Regions from separate parts of the Homo sapiens genome. Here region 1 is linked to region 2. A link is an interaction called in ENCODE POLR2A ChIA-PET data of the cell type or tissue named here. Cell type or tissue: A673. All regions are shown on one strand. Each heading gives the region's core, and the rest is flanking DNA. Links, peaks and the distances in the headings are about the cores only.

Region 1 (11,909 bases), core at 5,357-9,356, 530 kb after region 2:
CACTCCAGAAAAATAGAACTCAAGGTGATAGAACAAACTCTGGTGACCTTCCACAAATGGGGCAATATACCCTAAAGTCCAGTTTAATCCACCTATCAAATTCCAACTTCAGTACCAAATAAGGAGAGTGTACACCTTGGTTCCAGGGGACTGAAGTTGGACTGAGATAGTAGCCCCAACCTCAGCCTCTCTTTTCTTGCTCCCTTTACTCCCCAGTTGACCTACCCCCTACCCTTGACCACAGCATTCTCACAGGCCACATTTGTTCATCCCTTCATTATTTAGCTGACAAATAACAAAATAATGTGAAAATATTTTAAGTACTCTTAGACAAGATAACTGGATCCATTGCACCCAGGAATCAATTAGCATTGCCACAGATATATGTACTAGATTTTTTATTAATTACCTACCATGACTAGGCAGTCTAATATTACCACTATTCTTAAGTATGTTGTCCCCAGTAATGAAAGCTAGAAAGTATTTGCTAAAGTTAAGTTCTTGCATCATCAACAGATATTAACGTTATGTTTGAACTCTACTAACTGTAACATGTGTCTATAGGATCTGAGAGATGAAATGTAGTTAGACATTTAGCCATCAATGTTTTAACTGTCAAATCACTGCCTGTTGTGGGTTGAATGTTGGCCCCCAAAAATATATGTCCATGTCTCAACCCCTGGAACCCGTGAATGTGACTTTATTTGGGAAAAGTGTCTGTACAGATGTAATTAAGAATCTCCGTATGAGATCATCCTTGATTATCCACATGGACTCTAAATCCAATGACAATGCCTTTATTTGAAACACACAAAGGAGACACACAGGGAAAAGAAGAAAAAGGCCATGTGAACATAGAGGCAGAGATTGGAGTTTAGCAGTCACAAGGAAAAGAATACCTGGAGCCACCAAAAGCTTAAAGAGGCAAGAAAGTGTTTTCTCCTAGGGTCTTCATTGGAAGCGCAGCCCTGGAGAAACCTTGATTACAGACTTCTGAACTCTGATCCAAGATAGATAAAATTTCTTTTATTTTAAGCTTCCAATTTGTGGCAATTTGTTACACCAGTCACTGGAAATTAATACACAGTCTGTAGCCATTGAAGGCTTTAGCATCTCTCCACTTTTATTCTCCCATCAGTTTTGGGCAATTTGAACACCCAACCTCAAACTTCTGCATCCTGGCCAGAAGTTAAGTTCTTGCATCATCAACAGATATTAACGTTATGTTTGAACTCTACTAACTGTAACATGTGTCTATAGGATCTGAGAGATGAAATGTAGTTAGACATTTAGCCATCAATGTTTTAACTGTCAAATCACTGCCTGTTGTGGGTTGAATGTTGGCCCCCAAAAATATATGTCCATGTCTCAACCCCTGGAACCCGTGAATGTGACTTTATTTGGGAAAAGTGTGGTAGCTTGTGCCTGTATTCCCAGCATTTTGGGAAGCCAAGGCGGGCAGATCGCTTGAGCTCCGGAGTTTGAGATCAGCCTGGGCAAACATGGTGAAACCTCATCTCTACAAAAAATACAAAAATTAGCTGGCCGTGGTGGCATGCACCTGTAGTCCTAGCTACTCGGGAAGCTGAGATGGGAGGATCACCTGAGCCCGGGAGGTTGAGACTGCAGTGAGCCATGATCTTGCCACTGCACTCCAGCCTGGGCAGCAAAGTGAGACCCTGTCTCAAAAAAGGAAAACAAACAAACAAAAAAAACTTTTGCATCTTCTTATGTTAGTGCCTTTCAACTTCTTTTTACTTCAGGCAATTGCCTGTAGGACCTTACCCTAGACTTTGTAACTACTAATAAATATTTAATTTTAAAAAATTGGAAATGTCAATACCAGTCTCAAAGAGTTATCTATTGTATAGTTCTCTCACTCCCTTTACAACTGTTCTTCAGCCTCAATAAAAGACTCCATATCCATGACTCCTTCATTTGCCTCTAATTTACACACCCCCACACCCACCAAAGTCTCATTTTGTTCCCAATGCTGCCTGGAGCCCATGGTCAATAACGTGGATTTCTGTCTCACCAGCTCTTTCAACTTCCTCCTATCCCTGTTTTATTTTTCTTCTGTGTTTAGGTAACATTTACTGAAGGCATACTAAGTATCAGGCAATTTGCAGTGATTCATCTAATTTTTCTAACCCCATGAAATAGTTACTATTATTACCCCTATTTTAAGGTTGAGGAACTTAAGTGTTTGGGAGGATATGTAAATTGCCCGAGCTCATACACTTAGCAGGGCCAGAACTCAAAGCCCGGTCTGTGACTAAAACCTTTACAATTAACCACAATGCAATACTGCCCCTGCTGCAGCACCTGCCTCACAAATTCTCAGTATACAGTCTGCCCTCCTCAATTTTATAACCAGAAAGCTGAGCACTGCTAAAGAAAACCTTGTACAAATCATTTTACAAATCTATGATTTCTTACTTCAGTTGGATCCTTCATAGCGCTTATCAATACCTTCACTTATTTTTAGTTCATCCCTATTTCTCACAATAACTGTTCCAAATCTTGGCTTCTCTGCTCAAGTTATCTACCTAATTCCAAATTCCCTCACTTTCAAAAACTCCTATAACATTAATATTGAATCAATTAGGATGAAATCCTTTGTCTTACCAGTATTCTACCTACAGATTTTTCTCTGTACCCATCCATTCTTCTTTCCCATTGTATAGACAATCATGTCTTTCTTCCTATTGAGCCCTTCACTTGGGCCATCTCTGTTGTTTCTTCCTAAAGCTTGTTTCTTCATATATTTTCTCTTAGTATTTGATTTTCAATTTATTTCTCTCTATCATGTTATCACCCTCAGCATTAAAATATGTTCAAATGTCTTCTAATTCTAAAGAAAAGTCACTCCTTTAGCACTGTATACAGCCCCTCTGCCTAAGTTACTTTTTTCTTTCCTTCTCAGGAAAATTTCTTTTAAAAAGTATCCTAAATTGAATATTTACTTCTGTATCTCTTATTCTTTCCTGAAATTAAGGATCCAACACCCCAATTCACCTTTCTCCCATTTGCCTTCATATGACAACAAGTGTCTTCATATGTCTTTATTTTACATGGCCAATGCTAGGGCATTTGGTATCTGATATCCTATTAAAAATTATTATATTTCTCAGTTTGCATAATACCTAGATTATCCTGGTTGTCTTCCCTTTTTTCTAATCACATTTTCTTGTTTTTTAAATGTCCTCCTCTTGGTCTTTTTGCCCCTTAAATATTCTTTTTCTCAGGGGACTTTCTGTCTTTCTTCACTTTTTATCACTTAAGAAAGTACATAGAATGAGAAGACATGAGCTTCCATGATTTTAATTTTAATCTTTGTTCCATTTTTAGTTGATGGCATTACTCCCTTCTTCAATGAAAATAAGTAGATACTACCAATGCAAAATTATTTATCTTCTCATCACAAAATCTAAAACCACAACTTCTCCAAGCTAAATAGAGAACAAGACATTTCCACTTAAATATGCTACAGGTTCTCAAACTGAGCATGCCCTAAACTTAACTTAGCCTTTCCACCAAAACACCTTTACTTACTAATTTCATTCAAAAAAGATTTATTTCATCACTACCCATGTATGGCAGAAAGCAATAAAAAAACAGGCAAACTTTTGCTAATATTTAGCTTACATTCAAGTTTCTGCTTGTGTGGGGTGGGGAGAGGCAGACAATGAAAATACAAATATTATATATCAGGTAGTGATAAATGTTAAGAAGGAAAATAAAGTAAGGTAAGGGCACAGAAAGAGTGGATGGAAGGGGTGATATTTTGTAAAGGATGGTCCAGAAAGGCTTCACTAATGAGGGAAATAGAAATCTGAATAACGTGAAACTATGAGTTACGTGGATATCCGAGACAAAAATAATCCAGGCAGCTAGAAAAACAGGCACAAAGGCCCAGAGGAAGGGATGTATTTGGCAAGGATAGCTGTCTTCTTGGAACGGTGAATGAGGGAGAGAGTGGTAGAAGATGAAATCAAAGAGATAGAGAGGTTCAGATCATTGTAAAAGGATTGAATTGTATTCTTAGTGGTATGGGAAGCCACTGGAGGAATTTTGAGAAGAGGAGTATCCAGATATGGTCTACTTTTATTGACATAAAAAAATTTAAAATATAAAGAAAAGTTTAAATAATAGCATAATAAACATCCATTATGCTAGAAGTAACACGTTAACGTTATGCCATAGTGTATTTCTTCACGTATATTTTGTTGAAGTATTTTAAAGTGTAGATATCGTGATATTTAATCCCAAAATACTTCTGTATATATCTCTTATAAGTAAAATATTTTTCTGCATAATTATCATAGCTACCAAAACTAACAACTCTAATTCCTACTTGATATTTATATTTCCCTAATCATCCCCATAATTTCTTTTATAGTGGTTTTGTTTAAACCAGAATCAAATCAAGGACCATGTATCGACTTGATTGCTTTGCTTATCACATACCTTTTAATGTAGAACAGTACTCCAACTCGCATTTTTTCTCCCTATGGCATTAACTTATTGAAGAGCCTGAACCAGTTATCCTGGAAAGCTTTGTCTGATTATTTCCTTGTGTCATTTGTTGTGTTTCTTCATGTATTTTTGTAACCTGGTAATTAGAAATAATGCTCTGATTAGATTGACTTATATTTAAATAAATCAGTCTGGATAATGTATCGGAGAATATGCTCTGAGGTGAGAATGAGTACAAGGAAACTAGACAGAGGGCTGTTGTAAAAGTCCAGATGAGAGATGATGATGGCTTGAAACGGTAGCAGCAGTGCAGTTGGTGAGAAATGGTCATATTCTGTATATGTTTTGAAGGTGGAACCAAATTTATTGTCAGATGGGCTGTGGAACATGAGAGAATGAGAAAAGTCAAGGATGAGTTCATGTTTTGGGGCTGAGTAACTGAAAAGATAGAATTGTCATTTACTGAGACAGGGCAGACTGAGGTAGAAACAAGTTTGGGTAAGATGAAGAGCCGATATTTGGATATAGTATCACCCACTGGATTACCTTGGTACTCTGACATCTCCTTTTCCCTCAGCCCTCACATTCAATCATCAATATTTTCTGATTTTACCTGTCAAGGTCATCAAAACTATCCTTTCCTTTTCATATCCAATTCTATTGTCAAAGCCCAAGTCTTCATCTCTTGAGTGGATTACTACCATAACCTCCAATATTGGGTTAACTCTAATCCATCAACCATAAGTCACTCAAGTGATCTTTCTGCAAAAGAAATCAATTCATGTCACCATCTATATTAACATCCCTTAGTGATGCTCATTCTTCTTTAGGCTTCAGATCTGTGTGCCTTAGCATAGCCCATAAGCCTCTCTATCGTGTGGTCCTATCCTCATCTTCTGTTACTTCCTCACTCCCTTCACCCCCCTTTTACTCGATGATCTGCTCATAACAAACTCTTGTATTTCCCCAGACAAACCATGATTGTTTGTATCTCTGGACCTCTGCATCTGCTATTCCTTCTACAAAGAATGTCCTTCCTCTCTCTAAGGCATGGCCAATGTCTTACTCGACTTTGAATTTTCAGAGTTTAGCATATGTGACAACCAACCAGAAGATAGTCAGTTCCTGCTTGCTGTTGAACTGATATATCACTGACAGGCACACAAGTTACTTTTAACCTGCTATAACATAATTCACAGGATTAAAGCATCACCTTTTCTGAGCCAGCACCACACCAAACAACCCATAAAAAATTCTGGCTTCTGATAAATGTTATCCATACTGGTTCAAACATAATCACTCTATGCTAGGCACTATATAATTGGAGCTTTAGTATCTCTTTGAATTTCCTTTGAATTGTCATTTTGCATCAGTTATAAAAAGTCATATTTTTCCCCTCTGAACTTAGAGAAATTAGAATTATGAGGAGCAGGCAGAAAAGCACTTTGCAAAGTAAAATTATAAGGTGCCATTATTGTTATTATAATAGCAATTGCCTTCAAATGAAAAAAGTCTATCAAAAGCAGAGTGTGAAAATTAATGATTGATTATTTATTTGTCTTCAGGGCCAATTTGCCATAAACTGAACAGGCTTTGTGATTCATGTTTCTGATTCATGTGGGTTCTCAGCTTGTGAATCCTGTCTTTAATTTAGCACTAAATGTGATACATTTTATTTTCCCTTGGCCAAGACCCACTTAGCCTTGGATTGCTAAATGAGTGCTGATTCACCTTCCAGGAAGCCAATTACCTACAGAAAGAGCACTTAGTTGATGCTCATCAGAGTGAGTTATTTTATTTCTTCTCTATTGCTGAAAAACTTTAGTTGGAAAGTTGAAAGACTTGTTCTCCTGACATCTAGAAGAGCATAAAGAGTGTTACTGGTTCTTGGGTAATCTGGAGGAATGTCTAAAAATTTAGGATCGGATTTTCCTTGTGAACAACTATGACAGAAGAGACTGAGAGTAGAAGATTTCCCAAGTGTTTACTTCCTCCTGTTGATAAATTCTAAAGGAATTTATGCCATAAATCAAAGGAATACAAGAGGTTTCTCTTTCAAAGATTGAGATGGTTCCTTTTTCATCATTTTCTAGCATTTTTTCATTCCAATAACTTCTGACCTAGCACACAGCAAGCCAGTCATTCTAAATGTAAAAATGTGTACTATTTGAGGAGTTCTTTTTTAATTCACAAGTAAAAACTATACATGTTTATGGTGTGCAACATGACTTCATGAAATATGTATATATTGTGGCATGGCTACATTAGACTAATTAACATATGAGAGTTCTTAAAGAGCAAATAATTTACAGAGGTGATAATTCAAAGATGCATGATCTCATTTCCTCAAAAAGCCAGAAGAGTTCAGCACACTGGTCAGACATACCTGGATTTTACCACCATGGGTACCATATGTTGGGTGAAAAAATACTGAACTAGGGATTAGAGACTCGGATTTTAGCCCGACTCTCCTAACTAATTAACTAACTTACTGGATGATATCATACACATTTTATTTTCTCCTTGGACCTCAATTTTCCTAACTGTGAAATGAATTAAAGAAGACAAGTTTTAAATGCCTTTGACAAACTAATGTTCTGTACTCTTTTCTAGTATGGATGGATCCTAGGTCCTCTTTGACACTCAACTCCAGGATTCACTCCAATGAGCTCTTCCCAGTAAGCTATATGACAGATATCTGTTAGGATAATTACCTGTGGACACTTAATCCTTCATTCTCAAAAAGGAACTAAAAACCGTTAAAAGAAAACTACTTTCAAGTTTAATTAGCTATCTTTTCCCTATTAAATGAAATGGTGATCATTCTCTCCTTCTCTCTCTCTCTCTTTCTCTCTCTCTCTTCATTATCGGAAAAACATTATAATAAATATAAGCCTAGATACTTCATTTAACTGGTCATTGCAAAGTACCAATAAAGAAAATTAACTTTGGTCTAGCGCAGTGGCTCATACCTGTAATTCCAGCACTTTGGGAGGCCGAGACAGGCGGATCACTTGAGGTCAGGAGTTCGAGACCAGCCTGGCCAACATGGCAAAACCCCATCTCTACTAAAAATACAAAAAAAAAAAAAAATTAACTGGACATGGTGGCGCATGACTGTAGTCCCAGCTACTTGGGAGGCTGAGGCAGGAGAATCGCTTCAACCTGGGAGGCGGAGGTTGCAGTGAGCCAAGATCACACCACTGTAATCCAGCCTGGGTGACAGAGTGAGATTCTGTCAAAAAAAAAAAAAAAAAAGAAGAAGAAGAAAGAAGAAAAGAAAAGAGAAAAGAAAGCAAAGGAAAACTCTCCAGTATACAGTGGCTAGCAGAGTGTTAAGCTCAAAAGTAGGACCTAAATCTGTAATTGTTAGGTTACTTGGGGAAATATTCTCATTTCTACACATGCACTTCAGTATTTCAACAGAAAAATAATAATTTTAAAATAAGCAAAATCAAATGTAATGAAGCATTTAAGCTTCATTACAAATTCCTTATTAAGATAAAATACTTACGTATTGTATACTTTTTCTAGAAGTCATCAGAAACTTTGTTTTACACTTAGGAGTGTTTGCTTTTTAATCAGTGAGTCTTAAAAACCACTTTTCCATTTTGCAAACTAACCATAATTTTATATGATGTAATCTGGTCTAAATATTTTTTTTCTTGTTCTGTTTGAACTGTAAGAGAACAATGTAAAGAAGGAAAATAGGCTATATTTATACCAATCAGTTGACCTTTAGTCAGAGTGTTAGTGATTTTTAAATCAGTTGGTTGCATTCAGTTGTTTTGAAAATAGTCAAGTAACAGCTGACTGATTGGATGCAACTGGCGATTCGCAAATCACCTTGCTTTTTGACAGAATTCATCTTCCTTGCTCTTCTTTCACATAGTTTGTTTAACTGAATTCAAGCAGATAATTTTTATTCTTCCTCTCACTTCCAAGCTTGTATGTATAGAGACAGTCAGAGCAGTGCATGACACATAGTAGGTGCTCAATAAAACAGAGTTACCAGTGAACTTAGTCTTTAAAGTCAGATAAACATCTATATCTAGTTGTGATGTTTCCATATTCTATTCTTGATGATTTCAACGTTATTAACATTGCCATTAAACTAAGACAATTTTAATTAACTGCTTACTGCCAAACCTGGTTTCAAATTCTCAACTTCCTGAGGATCAATGAATTACAGAATTAAGAGGTGTCATGTAAGATAATTGGTTTCTACAGGAAGACTTACCCCATTGTTTCCACAATTAACACAGAAGAAAGTATAATGGAAACTAAGTATTTTTGTGAAGCTTAGTCATTAACAATGAATTAAGAATAGAATCCAATTTCCTCCTCTATTCATGACATATTGGGCATCACTATTATCCTTTCAATAATAAGGAAAGGAATATTATGTTTTGTTTCCTTCCTTGATAACATCCTGTTTACTAAATGGATGTTTCAATATAGGACTGAGGACAAATTTTAAGCTAGGAATTCATTTAAAGAATATGCCTTTCCAAGGAAATTGAGGCCTATTTATCCACCACCAGAGTCAGTCAAGACTACTATTCACTATACAGCTAAGACAGGGATTTAAGAGTGCTCTTTGCCCCTCCCTATCATGATATTAATGGGAAGATGTTGATCAAAGATTATGAAATTTCACTTGGATAGCAGGAATAAGTTCAAGCAATGTATTGTACAACATTGGGACTATAGTTAATAAAAATATATTGTGTTCTTGAAAATGCTAACAGAGTATATTTTTAAGTGTTCTCACCATAAAAATGACAACTGTGTGAAAAATTGCACATGTTAATTACTTGATTTATCCATCCTGCAAGGTACATATATTTTGAAACATAATGTTGTATATACAATTTTATCTGACAATTAAATAAATACATAAAGTTACAAATCGGAATCCAGTGTTTGGTTAGTACCATACTCAATATCATTAACTCACACTCCGCAATGTCCTTCTGCTACATTTCATCCATCCCAATCAACTACCATTAATGTTTATTAATTCTGTGGCAGCTCTTAACTATCCTATCCCTATCCCAACTGGAAACAAAATAACAAGTGAACCTTTTCCTCTCTATCCAGAGGTTAGCCTTAAGTCAGTGGATAATGACTCAGAGAGCTCTAAACCTAGGTTTATGTACCAGCTTCTAAGATGTCTCTTTCCTGGCAGTGACAGATGATGTTCTGAAACTCTGTGAACCAGAGACTCACTGCCATGAGCTGGAATCCTTACTCACTAGCTTTTAACACTCCAGTGGGAATTCATATTGAAATGCAAATATAAAAAGAATTTTAAAGGCAAAAATTAGCTCTTTGGAAAAATTCCATCATTTCTTCAAGAGGATTTTATGTTAATTTTTTATTGCCTTAAAACCCTGTTACCTGAACTAAAAAAAAAAAAAAAAAATTGCTCTGGAAGAACACCCATTGCATTGGTGAAGTTGCTTTTCACTCTTTCTAAAGAGTCATAAATGACATTAAAATATGAAAAACAGGTGCATTCCTTAGATAAGTTATTTCAATTCCTGCATCATTTTTGCTTCCAATTATTCTGAAGATAGCAGAGTGAGAAAGAACTTTTCATTTTGAATGGCATTCAGCAATTGGCTTGATATTTCATAATGAAGCAAAGGCCTGAAAAATATATTCCAAAAGAAATAGCAAAGAGGCTAGCAAATGCTGTGCCTGTGATGTATTGAGTTTTATGAATTTCTTTTTTTTGGAAATGGCTTTCTGATGGGAAAGGAAGTCTTTAAAATAACAGGAAAAAAATAAGCTGCAATTAAACAACAACAAAATGTCAAATGGAGTGCGAGTCAGAATGTGTGTATTAAATGTACTTTTTAAAAATCCTGTAACCCGAGTCAGTGTGGCATCACGGGGAAAACAACTAGGAAGCAAACAACTGAATCGTTGTCTGGAATCTGCCACCCACTAGCTGTATAACCAACAGCAAGTGGTTTAACTTCTTAATCTGTGCATCTGTGCTATGCTTACCCAATTGAACTATTGTGGAAACCAAATTAGATACTGAACCCGATGTGAAAAGGCTTTGTGAACTGTCAAATACTCTACAAATGAAGAGTTACATCTAAGACTTTTGCAAACCATAGAATATTACGCACACAAGGACTTAGAAATCACATTTAATCTTTCTTCATTACCAGTAAGCAGGTCCTTAAGAAGATGAAGGGAGTTTAGAGACATTTCTTTTTTTTTCCTGCTTCCATTTATAGAGGTTCCATGTATGTTAAAAATTAAGAGGTGCCTAAGAATATTTACAAATTTGGGATACTATAAAAATTTATAACAAACTCAAACAGAAGTTTCTTACAGAGACTAGAAATGTGGTGGGAGCTGAAGAGAATGAGAGCATGTTGAGTATCTAAGCAAATATCGGAATACTTTCTTCCTCTACTTTGATTCTGCAAAGAAAAAAAAGGGTTATCCCACAAACCACTTTGAGGAAGCCCAACTCTGGAGAGGCAAAAAACAAACAAACCGCACACATTCAGAATTTTGATTCCGTTTTAGAGTGGTGTCATATTCAAAGTAAATGTTCAACAACCAAACTCACTTCAAAAAGTAATTCTAAATTTTACTTATTTCAGAAAGCATTAAAAGAGCTATAATTCCTCACCCCAAAACACCTTTAAATCTCCTGTCTTCATTTCTCCCAGGCCTTTCATTTCCTATAGGCACTTTCAACTCTGCAAGAAACCATGGCCTCATGAGTTCTTCTAGTTATTTCTTTGCCTGTGCTAAACCCACTCTGCCACCTGTCATAGGTTTGTGAGATAAAACATAGGTTGTACAGTTAAATTAGAATTTCAAATAAATAATTACATTTTTAGACATTTTTATTATACATATGTCTTGTGCAATATTTGTGACAAATGTGTACTAAAATATTATTTGCTGTTTATCTGAAATTCCAACTTGACTGGGTGTCTTTTTTTAAATTTGCTAAATCCGCAAGCCTAAGCCGTACTCCAGAATGACCAGCAGGGCTATGCTCCCTGTCACTGGCCCAACTGTATCGAGAGATGTACAGAGATCCTGGAGGCTCTGTGTCCTGCAGTTTGCTCTTGCTGTCAGTAGAAGCAAAGGCACAAAACCTCTTGGGAGGCATTTCCTCTCTGCTTTTTGCAAAGACGTTAGCTTTTTTTAGGGAGAAGTTTACGTTCACAGAAAAATTGAGTAGAAGTTACAGAAATGTCCCATATGCTTCCTGCTCTATTATATGCGTAGCCTCTCCCGTTATCAACTTCCCTGACAAATTTGTACATTTAATACAACTGATGAACCTACAGTGATGCAACATTATCACTCAAAGTCCATAGTTTATATTAGTCTTACTCTTGGTATTGTAGATTCTATGAGTTAGGACAAATGTATAAGAACACGTA
Region 2 (11,909 bases), core at 5,198-9,197:
CTTCACTTTTCTCACCTTTGCAATGGCAATAATGATAATACCTACCTTACATGTTGTTGTAAGGATTAAAGGGATTAAGGTTATAGCACTTAACAAGTTGCTTGTCCAACTATAACCATAGTATTTATTGAGTGTTATCACCATTTCCAACCCCAGTTTTGGGAAAAACAAATCTAAAGCAGAAGGGAGAGCTTAAAAATCATCTAGGGCATCTGCACAGTTCTCAGGTGGGTTATCAACCTGTCTTTCATCTCCTCCTTAGAATATGGAGGATAGTATTTTCTCTGAATATACCAGGTTCTTCTCCCCAAATCTTGGTCAGTGTCTGAAAAGAGATGTGTTAAGACTCTTAATCCTGAGGGAACACTAAAGTATTTTCCCATTACCTCTCTGTTGCTTTAAAAAATATAAATTCTTGATAGGAAATTGGAGCAAACAGTGCCATTGGCAAGTAGGAAATCCATCCAGTGTTCCTTAATGCTGGTTGTGAATCTTGCCTCCATATGCTAAATAATAACAGACACTAGATCATTTGCCCACACTGCATTCCTTTCCTCAAATACTGAGTTTAGGTCACCTTCCAGTAACTTTATTTCCTGAATTGGCTTAAATCCAGAAAAATTAGGTTGTCTGCCATTGCCTCAAATCCTCCATCATTTTTTCCCCTAGCTTTTCATTTAGGTTACCTAGTTCACTGGGCAAGAAATGAACCCAGTGTTACAGATATTTTGCCTCTGATTCTTGTACATTTTTAGCCTGCCATAAATGTCTCACCATAGAAGCACCTCACTTAATGTTTGTTAGCCATCACTTAGTTCATAAAATAGAAATTGTTCCTTCAAGATCTTCAAATATTATTGAGTAAAACAGAATCAAATTCACTTAGAGAACCTGATGCTTTTCTTGGCTCTAGACACTCTGTCACCACTGAAGCAACCCATTTGATTAATAATACATTTATTGTGTCTACAAAGTGTTTTCTGCAAGTTGGATGAGAGAAACTTCAGGAAATGAATGTGACTGCCTTGATCCACATGCTCCAAGTTCATCCAGTATGATCTTCCAAAGGCAAAAGCACTAACAATTAGCTTTGTGTTATGGCTCACACCTGTAATTCCCAGCACGTTGGGAGGCCAAGGCGGGAGGATCACTTGAAGCCAGGAGATAGATAGAGACAAGCCTGGGCAACAAAGTGAGACCTTAGCCTTAGAAAAAAAAAATAGTTAAATGTGGTGGCACGTGCCCGTAGTCCCAGCTACTTGGGGACTGAGATGGGACATGGCTTGAGCCCAGGAGTTAGAGGTTACAGAGAGCTGATCACGCCACTGCACTCCTGACTGGGTGACAGAGAGACCAGATCTCAAAACAAAACAAAACAAACCAACAACAACAACAACAAAAACACTAGCAATCCCCATGCCCTATCAGAGGGGACCTTTGCCTTCTCATAATGGTGTTACTGCCCCTTTCCACTCTCCTAGTGATTACTTCTTGGTGGCAGGTCATGGTTATACAAATAGTCGTGTAGATTTTATGACAGAATGATAGTCTTAATGGAAACCAACCCACATACCTAGCTAGATAGAAAAGGTTTTTGTTGTATTCATAAAAGGTTTTATAGAAGAAAAATCAGCAATCAATCATAGTATTTAACAACGCTCACTGAAAAGAATGTTTTCCTTGTACAAAACTTAAATCCCCACATATTAAAGCTTAAGCTCATTTCCTTGTATTCTCTCCTCAAGATTAAGGGAGAAACCTCCGCCCCAGAAAGCTGCTATTTCTCTCCAGGTTTTCTTGATTAAATGGCCAAGCAGGTAATCAGAGGCCTTGAACTCTCGATGTTGCAGCTGCCATGGCTAATTAAATGGTGAAGTGCTGAATTCACAGACATGATTAATACCATCAGGGCGTTTTATGGCTTTAATGTTCATAAATTATGACTGAACAATGAAATTTGTATGTGGGTTATAGGATTTTTCTTCTTAAGGATCAGAATTAATCAGTGTTTTCTCAATTGATTTTAAATATAAATCAGAGGTAGCATCAGTAAATTCTATAGCTTAAGTATTTAGAGAATGATCTCAGAAACAGGACATAATGAAAACCAAGCCACCATCCTAGTGTGATGCAAGCCTAAGGTCTTGTGGATTTTCATTCTAAATGCAATTCAGGAAGGCCAATCAGTTTCTAAAAGGATGGTTCTGGAGACCTTTGTTTCTGAAGTATAACTCCCCTAAATGATCTAATCTTTGCCAGCTAATATATGTGTCAGGGTATGTAACAGAATACAGTAGTCACTCTTTCTTTACCTGGCATTCTAGTGTGACACTAACAAGATTTCCTTAAATTGCATTTTTCTTCCTGGAGTTAAGTGTCTATTTCTTTTCTTTCTTTTTTCTTATTTTTCTTTTTTTTAGAGGCAGGGTCTTACTCTGTCACCCAGGGTGGAATGCAGTGGCAGGATCATAGCTTGCTGCAGCCTGGAACTCCTGGGCTCAAGGGATCCTTCTGCCTCAGCTTCCCAAAATGCTGGGATTACAGGTGTGAGCCACTGTGCCTGGCTGGCTGAAAAGAGCCTATTCTGTTAGCTTTTCTCTAAACTCCTCATTTGTATTTCTATCCAGTTGTTTCTCTGAGCCTTTGTACATAATTAGACCACAAAAGGTGGTACTTGGCTACCTCATCTCGTAAATACTCTCTCTGCTGCCTTACTTAGTGAATGGGGAGATCCCAGTGTTACTCGACGTTGGTGCATTTGAATCTGCCAACATTTCCTTTCTTTGAGCTCATCATCAGTCCTTGACCAGGTAACTTCCCACTCAGATATTTTGGTGAACTGTTAGTGTAGAAGGAGAACAAACTGGCAAGTGATTCTGAGTGAGCTTATCTTCACATAGGAAGGGTGTTTGAAATTTCTCATTTTCAGAATTTCAGAAAGACAGCCAATTCCTTTCTGCTCAGAATGGACTGAGGCTGCTCCCGATTAGGCTGTCTGAGTTCTCTCATTTTTACTCATCACAGTCACATCTGTTTGGGTTTCTGTCTCTCTCCTGGAGATGCCTCTTGAGAGCAGGTCCCCTCAGCTTCCTTACAGCTCCTCTGAGGCCTGCCAAAAGAGATTGGCAGAGAACGATCAGCATTCTATGCCCAGATAACTCACATAACTCTCTCTGAAAAGAATGCTAAAACCTAGTTCTCAAGTGAACCCACGAGGAGTGGAATCAAAGGGACTTTTGCATTTTTTCCTTGGAATCCAATTTAGAATTTATGTTCTCATGGGGTGGGAAGAGAACAGAGAGATGGGAAGTATGAAGAGGGGAAGATAAAGAAGTAGGAACAGGAACATATGGGAAAAATAATCATAGGCTCCCAGAGCCAAAAGGACTTTAAGGAACATGTCATCTGGAGGTTTCCAAACGTTTTGTTTTTAGTACCAGAATCTTTTCATTTTTATTTTTTACGTAAGAAATCATACAATGAGCTCCACTATATAAAACAGATGAAAAGAGAAAGAGAAATAAACAGTTGAATGAAAACAGTTAAAATAGATGAAATCTACTGTTGAAACATTGGCGAGGGAACTTTTATTACTTTTCATTACTTTTAGATTGCTGAAGAATACAAAGTGAAAACTGCCAATCTTGTCTAAGTATTACTTTAAAGATGGGAAAATTGAGGCCTGTAATATGGAGAAATGACATACTCAAGGTCACACAGCCAATTAGTGGCAGAGATAGGATTAAAACATATGTTTCCAGCCTGCCAGGCTAGAACTCTTTGGGAGTTGAGTTAGAAAAAAAAGCTAAGAATGCTTTCTTTCTGAACATGGTCAAAAAGAGAGGTTGGTGGACAATGCAATGGGAGAGCGGACACGTGGGAGAAACAACGGAGAATAGACCCTACCTTAGAATAGAGCATAGAAGAGTTTGAACCACCAGGGATAAGCAGAGATAACTGAAATTTACAAATATGGAGGAGATCCAGGAAGTTCCATAGCAAGGCCACAATGTGAACTGCTAGGAACAAATCAAAACTGGAGAAAAAGGGATTTGGAAATAGGTGTCAAAAGAGAATTCTTTATTACTTCCCCTACACAAATGTCGTACTATTGGCCCAGGATGGCAGTGGGACAGCAAAGACAAGCAAAATATGCTTCTCTAGGATTGGCTGCAATTCTTTCATTATACCTTCTCAAGATGGATGTGACTTTGGCATAGTTTCCTGTTGGAGATTTGAAAGTAATATTCACATTCGTCTCTGAAATTTTAAGCACCTGGGAAATAGACATGAGAGTTAGGAAAACGCGAACATATCTGCTTTGTGTGTGTGTGTGTGCGCGCGCGTGTGTGCGTGTGTGGAGTTTCGCTCTTATCGCCCAGGCTGGAGTGTGGTGGCCTGATCTTGGCTCACTGCAACCTCCGCCTCCCGGGTTCAAGCGATTCTCATGCCTCAGGCTCCCAAGAAGCTGGGACTACAGGCAGGCGCCACCATGCCTGGCTAATTTTGTATTTTTAGTAGAGACAGGGTTTCACCATGTTGGCCAGGCTGGTCTCAAACTCCTGACCTCAGGTGATCTGCTTGCCTCAGCCTCCCAAAATTCTGGGATAACAGGCGTGAGGCACTACGCCTGGCCAATATCTGCATTATTAATGGTTAAGTTCATTGAGCAATATGATTTGGACCCAATTTCAAAATGGTTTTCTTTCACTTTCTGCCCCAGATTGAATTTACCCTCTGGTCACAGGCCTTTGTGAGTTCTCTTTGTGGAAGAGAGAGGAGAATGAATGAGGTCCGTAGACAGACAGATCACAGAGAGATGCCCCCTTCTCAAGTCTCATTAATAATGTGCCATGCATTTTCCTGTTCATGAAAACAAAAGATTCAAGGGGGTCAGGATATAAAAAGACAGAAATATCTTTTGTGGGTTGGCAGGAACATGTGACAGAGGGAGAGTCTCGTTCCCCCTCCCCCATACTCTTCATTTTTCAATATTATACAATTTAATCAGGGAGAGAAGGATTAGAGCAAGAAGGACATCTACAAACACGTGTAGAATCACCTGGTTATCAGCCTTGGCCCAGTGGTTCCATGAGCTTATGTGGATGGTAGACAGGAGTTAGAAACAAAAGGATGTATTTACAGTTTGTGTTTGCAAATTTGTAATAAATGCCCCCGCCATTCTTATTATATATTCCTGAAGTCTTCTCTGAGTCTGTTTACCTCTAATATGTACCACAGAGTGTCCACACCAATAATTCTACAGGCGTCCTGAAAATACCTTATGAATGGTGTTTGCAGAAGCAAACAGTGAGAGCTATCTGAGAGGAGAAGTGGAGGAAAAACGGTGTGGGAAAGCCCTTATGATTTTCTCAATACCATCTCTTCTTCTAAGGTCTATCCCCTTCCTGAATCAGAACTTCATCCTTCTTTAGCTTTTGCATGCCTGCTCTGGGTCAGGATCCCAAGAGAGAAATGAGAGTAGGAACAAAAGGCCCTTGGGGTTGGTGCTTGGCAGAAGGTAAAAACATGCAGAGAATAAGCAGAGACCTTGTACCTGTTCATCACCCACCCCAAATATTTGGGCTTGATCAAAGCTTCTCCTGACCCCTCTTTATGTAAGATATTTCCCTTCATGGTATCTGGAATTTAAACAACAATCACAAACATTTTGAACTAGGAAATAGCCTCCTACTCTTCAGAATCAATATCAATCAGTCATTCCTCAGGGATTTATTTTTCCCTATGAATCAAATTTTAAAGAAGTGGATACTTGAATAGACTTGAGGTGTTAAAACTCTCGTCTACCTTGTCCTCCCTTTTCATTTGGGAAAGCCAAAAGCACAAAAGAGTAGGTAGAAAATGTCAGACCCTTTGGCATCATTCTCCTGTAACTATCAGTCTCAACCCACTGCAACCTTTACCCCAGTCTGCCTTGCAGACACACAGTGGTGCTTCTGATGGAGCAAGAGACATTTCAAGATTGCAGAGAAGTGGAAGGAGGGGTAGCAACAGCTTCCCCTGTGAAGCAATGGAATCTACAGAAGGGTCCGGTGATTCAGCTCTTATGGGCTAAGAAGCCTGAAAGCATTTCAGTGTTGCTGAGTCCGAGCTTGTTTGTTGGGTAGTCAGGCAAGGAAAAAAGGGCTAGAGTCTGAAGATAAGCTGAGCATCTGGTTTTGCATCTACATTAGTTCTGAAAAGAGGTGATGGGGGTGCCATGTAGGAGTCCAGTAAAGACGGTGTAGGGCTGCCAGGTAGTAGAGCTGCTCTATTTTGCTTCCTAGTTGGCCTCAGAAATCAAGTAAAATAGTCAAATAATTGTGTCTGTTTGAAGGTAGGGATGTAGACAGGCCATTTCTCTTTGCTGCATTTCTGGCCTCAAAACCTCTTCTTTCTTTTCCTCCAGAATAAAATATAACACAGGGAGAGGACAGAACTTGTTAATAGACTGAGGCCAGCAAAAAGCCAGACTGGTTCCTGAATTGGAGGGAAGGAGGCTGCCTGACTTTGGAGGAGCAGAAAAAAATAAGTTAGGAGATTAGAGATGGGCCACAGCTTAAATAGAGAGGTTCGACTCTGCATTTCCCAAATACGTAATGCTTACGGTACACGACCCAAGCTCTCTGCTTGAATCCCAAATCTGAGCGGACAGATGAGGGGGCGCAGAGGAAAAACAGGTTTTGGACCCTACAAATTGGCTTGAAATGAAAAGTCAGCAAAAACCACTGGGTGGCAGCGTGGTGTGCGGGCGCAGCTCTGCAGTGTCTGCTTCTGCTGCTACCGCTGGGGCTGAACCCGTCTGGGGACTCTGGCCTCCTCCCCTGAATGGCTACAAGTGTCGCCAAGCAAAATACCTCTGCGCGGGTGGGTGAGGGTTCTCCGGGTTGTTGGTGCGTCCAAGCCTGAGGCAGGGATCTGGCGAACTTCTGAGGGGCTCCAGCCCGAGCACAATCTGGTCAGCTCAAACACTGAGGAAACACCCCCACCACTCCATCCCCCAATGCCGAGCAAACCCCCGCTCCGTCAGCCCAACTACCTCATCTCAGTTCCTCCTCCATCACTGTTTCCTCCCGAAGCTCCTTTCGGGAAAAGGAGGGGAGAAGGATTTGGACGACTGGGGCAGTGCGGAAGCCCCTACAGGTGTTAGCCGGAACGGGCGGCCGGGGACTTGGGGGGGTGGGGGTGGGGGTGGGGGTGGGAGGGGCGGCCTGCGGCTCCGAGCCTACGGGCTCAGCCCCGGGAGGGAGGGGCCGTCGCGGGAGGGGGCTGCAAGGAGGCTGTCGCGCTGTTCCGGAGGGTGCCTGCGGCGGCTGAATTCCTGTGCTGCGACTGTGCCGCGCCCAGAGCAGCAGCAACAGCGAAGATGCGAGGCCATTACCTGTTTGATCCCTGTCGGAAACCTGGCACGGGCCAACTTTTCCCGATTATCACGCCAAGAAGTTGCAAGGACTAGTCGAAGACTCGGAGGGGCCAGGGCGAGGGCGCGCTCCCCCGCGCGCTGCCTCGTCCCTCCTCCGTCCGGCCGCCCGAGCTCCCGGCCTCTCTCCCGCCCGCGCTCACTCCCTCCGCCCGCCTCCCTCCTCTGGCCCCCATCAGAAGGGCAACAGGGCGAGGGGGTCCGGCGAAATTCGGACCGGAGCAGCTGGACATGCACGGTGTCCGCCGGGCGCAGGGGCCGACCACACGCAGTCGCGCAGTTCAGCATCCGCGTGCCAGTCTCGCCCGCGATCCCGGGCCCGGGGCTGTGGCGTCGACTCCGACCCAGGCAGCCAGCAGCCCGCGCGGGAGCCGGACCGCCGCCGGAGGAGCTCGGACGGCATGCTGAGCCCCCTCCTTGGCTGAAGCCCGAGTGCGGAGAAGCCCGGGCAAACGCAGGCTAAGGAGACCAAAGCGGCGAAGTCGCGAGACAGCGGACAAGCAGCGGAGGAGAAGGAGGAGGAGGCGAACCCAGAGAGGGGCAGCAAAAGAAGCGGTGGTGGTGGGCGTCGTGGCCATGGCGGCGGCTATCGCCAGCTCGCTCATCCGTCAGAAGAGGCAAGCCCGCGAGCGCGAGAAATCCAACGCCTGCAAGTGTGTCAGCAGCCCCAGCAAAGGCAAGACCAGCTGCGACAAAAACAAGTTAAATGTCTTTTCCCGGGTCAAACTCTTCGGCTCCAAGAAGAGGCGCAGAAGAAGACCAGGTCGGAAAGGGCTTTTGCTTTCTTTTCCCCATACTTTACGAGTGAGGTGGGGGCGGTGGGGAGCAGGTATGTAGCATAGGTGAGTTTGTTGGTGGCCCATCTTGTGCAGAAGAGGCCACCTAGCCTGTGTGCGTGCGTGGGAAGGCGCTGGCTTTCTTGCCTCCGTAACAGTAACACGCTTGCTGCATTGCAACTGCCCTGGGACAGGCGCAGAGCCTGGGGGCATACTCTGCCCTGGGTGGCTTGCCCTCAGCTTCGGACATGTCACATATGTGCATGCCCGGTGGGCTCTGGGCAGGCGTGACCCAGACATGGCTGTGATATGTATGGCGTGGAAATTGCAGGCGCAGAGCTGGGCAGACACCATCCTCCCGTCCCCAGGAGAGCCTGGGGAATCCCTCTCTTGCTTTTATCTCTGCCTCAGACCCTTCCCCTCCAGCTTCCACCTCCAAGGGATGTGGGCTTCTGCTGTCTAGGCATTGCGTTTCTTTGATGACTTTTAAGCTTTTTGGGACAGACTTGACTTGTGGTGCAGCTTCGAAATGTTTGCTGGGGCGGGGGGAGGGGGGATTTCTAGAACCTTGTTGCAAAGAGCTGAGAGATTTGGTTAGACTTAGTGTAATCGGTTACATGCTACTAAAATGCGGTGTTGAAGAGGGGATTTAAGCTCATACCCAGACTGTGGTGCTTTTGAACATTTTCAGTGGTAGGAGTAGCGCGATATTCCAGCGACTGGAAATTCAGCTCTAGGTGTCAGGTTGCGTCAAGGCAGACCTTCAGGCGAGCATGCAGTTTATTTGCCATTCTTAACCAAATGAATCTTTTACACTCTTTTCTGCCTTTTACTAGATAAATATTACAAAAAAAATAAGAGTCACCGATCTGTTATTTCTCCATTTATGTGTGCTACACCCTGGGATGGAAAAGCAGACATAACGTTTTCTGTTTGCACAAAGTTTTTAATGCATTAACTGTAAATTAGGCTTGTTTCAAAAAGGCTTAAGTGGTTGCAAAGCATGCTTATGTGGCTCGAATAATCACATAAATATTATTTCAGCGCAGGAGTCTATATTCAGTAAAAGAAAATTTTGGATAACATGGCTGTTATTGGTAAATGAGACACTTGATTGATCTATGGTTATTCATAATTGAAAATCATTTTAATTAAGAACTCATATTTTTGATAATCATACTTCTGATATGAAATTTGAAAAATTAGTATGCACTGATTTTTTCCTTCCTACCAACAAAAACCCTGCTCTTTTCACACACATTTTCACTAATGATAATTAATATGACAAGATTTGTTAATGGTGGTTGTATCTCCCTCCTCCCTTTTTTGGTATAAAAGGCTCAATTTTCCAAATACAGTTTCCTTAATGGGGTTCCACGTTATTTATGCATTTTCTACCTTCTTAGAATAAAGGAGATTATTTATTCAAATTGTGGTCATTCTGAAGGAAATCTTTGCTAGTGGGTTTTTGGTCCTTGGTCGGTTGGCAGACAACTCTGAATTATCTTTCTATTTCTCCTTTTCCTTTCACATGAAAAGTAGCACAATTTCAAAAGGCAGAATAGCCATTTGCCAACCCATTACAAATACTCAGTGAGATAGAGTTCCACTCTGTAAACCAAAGGACAGGTTATCAGAAACTATAGACACTTTCAGAAGCTTTACCAATGTTTCCAGATAGAAATAAAATGTTTCTTTAGTTTGAAAATTTATTCTGAAACTCAGAGTTTGTTTTCTTTCTTCCAGACACCTTAAAAGTGTAGTTTGACTTTTTCCATTAAGATTTGTAAATGAAATTAGAAATTGAAATTCCTAGTCTTTTCAACTACATAGGCACAATTTATCAATTGATCCAAATCATTGTTCTCTTTGCAGAGCCTCAGCTTAAGGGTATAGTTACCAAGCTATACAGCCGACAAGGCTACCACTTGCAGCTGCAGGCGGATGGAACCATTGATGGCACCAAAGATGAGGACAGCACTTACAGTAAGTGACTGCAAAATAAATAGTATATGCCAGCATGTTGTTAACATTCTGTTTTTATTTATTTTAAAAATAAATACGCTTTCCTAAATCCTGAATTAAATGCAAAATATATTCACACTACATAATCCTGTTTACACAGGTTAACCTAAAGGAAGTTGAATATGAGTCTGTCTAAGATAGTAAACTAGGGCAAATAATGTTGACACCATCTGAAGAATAATCCAAATGTCATCTCCATGGAAATCTAGATAGATTTATGGCTATCCTTTGGATTTTATTACTTTTTTCCCACAGAAAATTTACTCACCCACACACTGATCCAGAAATAGCATGTTATCTCTACTCTTAAGAACCGGTCTTAACCCAAGAGAGAGGAGTGGTTTCATACCATGAAAATTCATCATTACAAGCTTTCACTTCTGCTCCCTGCTCCACACACACACTGATAACTCTGAGACTAGTGGAATTTTAACATTGAGATACCTCCGCAGGTGGGTAAAGGGATTTCTTTTAGTTCTTTCTTTTTAACCATGGTTTCAGACCAAATTGGAGACTATAATGGTGAGCCTAAAAAAGAAACACATAAAAAATAATTAGGTTTTATTTCCAATTACTGAAAGAAGGTGATTCCAAGATGTTACGTAACCTTTAATTACATGTTTTATTTATTAGGAGTAATAAAAATATAAACTCACAAATAGTGCAGGCTTCTCCTCAATGATGATTGATGTTTTCTTGCAATTTACAGATTTCTGGAGACTTACTAAATGTTCCACAAGGCTAAAACACTTAGTTCTCACAATTTTTTTTGTTTTCTCCAATTTCTACTGAATTTCTCTCAAACCCTTTGATAATTTCGCATTAATATTCCAATTGTCGGCTGAGAAAATAACCAAGGAAACTAGGTCTGAATGCTAAGCAGTATACTCTGCAGCTTTTTAAGAGTTGTATGGCTACAGCAATGCCATTGACGAGGGTCTCAATAAGTGTAAAGAGTTTCCCACCTTTTAGGAATGCTTCGTGGGCTGATGGCCGATCTATAACCTCGAGAGGAAGTCACTTTTAATTACCATTGAAGAAAGCTTTGTTGGTATGGAGGATGAAAAAACCTCATACTGAATGGTTCTTCACTGTTTTGCAAAAGTTCTATGTCACTGTTGTGATATTAAAGTTTTATAGTAAATCCTAGTTGTTCTTTTATGCATAGTCTTCTATTTGAAACTATTAGGCAAGTGTAACTAGAGGGCTTTACTGTAATCAAATAACAGACATTAGTGTATAGTGATCATCTGCAATAAAACATTCCCATAAGTTATTGTGCAAATTGATATTTGGGGAAGGAATTAGGGGATGTAAGCTGCCCTGCTTTCCAGAGTGCCTCAGGAAAATGGGTCTGTTGAGCATTATTGAAGGCAAGTTCATGATTAGCTGCCAGTGAGCCTATCCAGTCACGTTTCTTTCCCCTTTTTAACATCTCCGGGTACAAATCAGAGAAGAAATATTTTGGATCTGGTGTTCACATGTGTTTCCTGAAAAGAAATAAAAAAAAAGTAGATAATTCATGTGCTGTGTCCTATGAACAGCAATATACCAAATTCATCGAGATCACATTCTAAGTAATCATTTTAAGAGATACACACACACACACCACACACGCATATATCAAGGCTCCATTTCTTACTGTGGAGCTTTAAATCATACAGTAGGTTTTACTCTTCAGTTCCTAC

Evidence for each region. Peaks named below come from ENCODE experiments on the same cell type or tissue, not always from the same donor. Only the 100,000 strongest peaks of a DNase experiment are listed, where the experiment ranks them.
Region 1: POLR2A ChIA-PET joins it to region 2 with 6 read pairs; 2 of 35 experiments call an interaction of 5 or more read pairs at or near these places.

What each region holds. Positions count from the first base shown.
Region 1 is chrX:138,178,525-138,190,433 of GRCh38, reverse strand. No RefSeq gene overlaps it. Among named protein-coding and RNA genes, the nearest start is that of MIR504, 480 kb to the left of the region's middle. In A673, for the core only: no CTCF peak of the experiment used is centred there; no DNase peak of the experiment used is centred there.
Region 2 is chrX:138,707,091-138,718,999 of GRCh38, reverse strand. It overlaps FGF13 (fibroblast growth factor 13), which reads left to right and starts at 7,283. Exons shown (of 5, transcript NM_004114.5): 1 at 7,283-8,183; 2 at 10,072-10,182. The coding sequence starts at 7,997. It overlaps FGF13-AS1 (FGF13 antisense RNA 1), which reads right to left and starts at 6,893. Exons shown (of 3, transcript NR_038405.1): 1 at 6,858-6,893; 2 at 4,191-4,276; 3 at 2,395-3,109. In A673, for the core only: a CTCF peak has its summit at 6,739 (motif pointing right); a DNase peak (open chromatin) is centred at 6,789; H3K4me3 peaks cover 1,863 bases.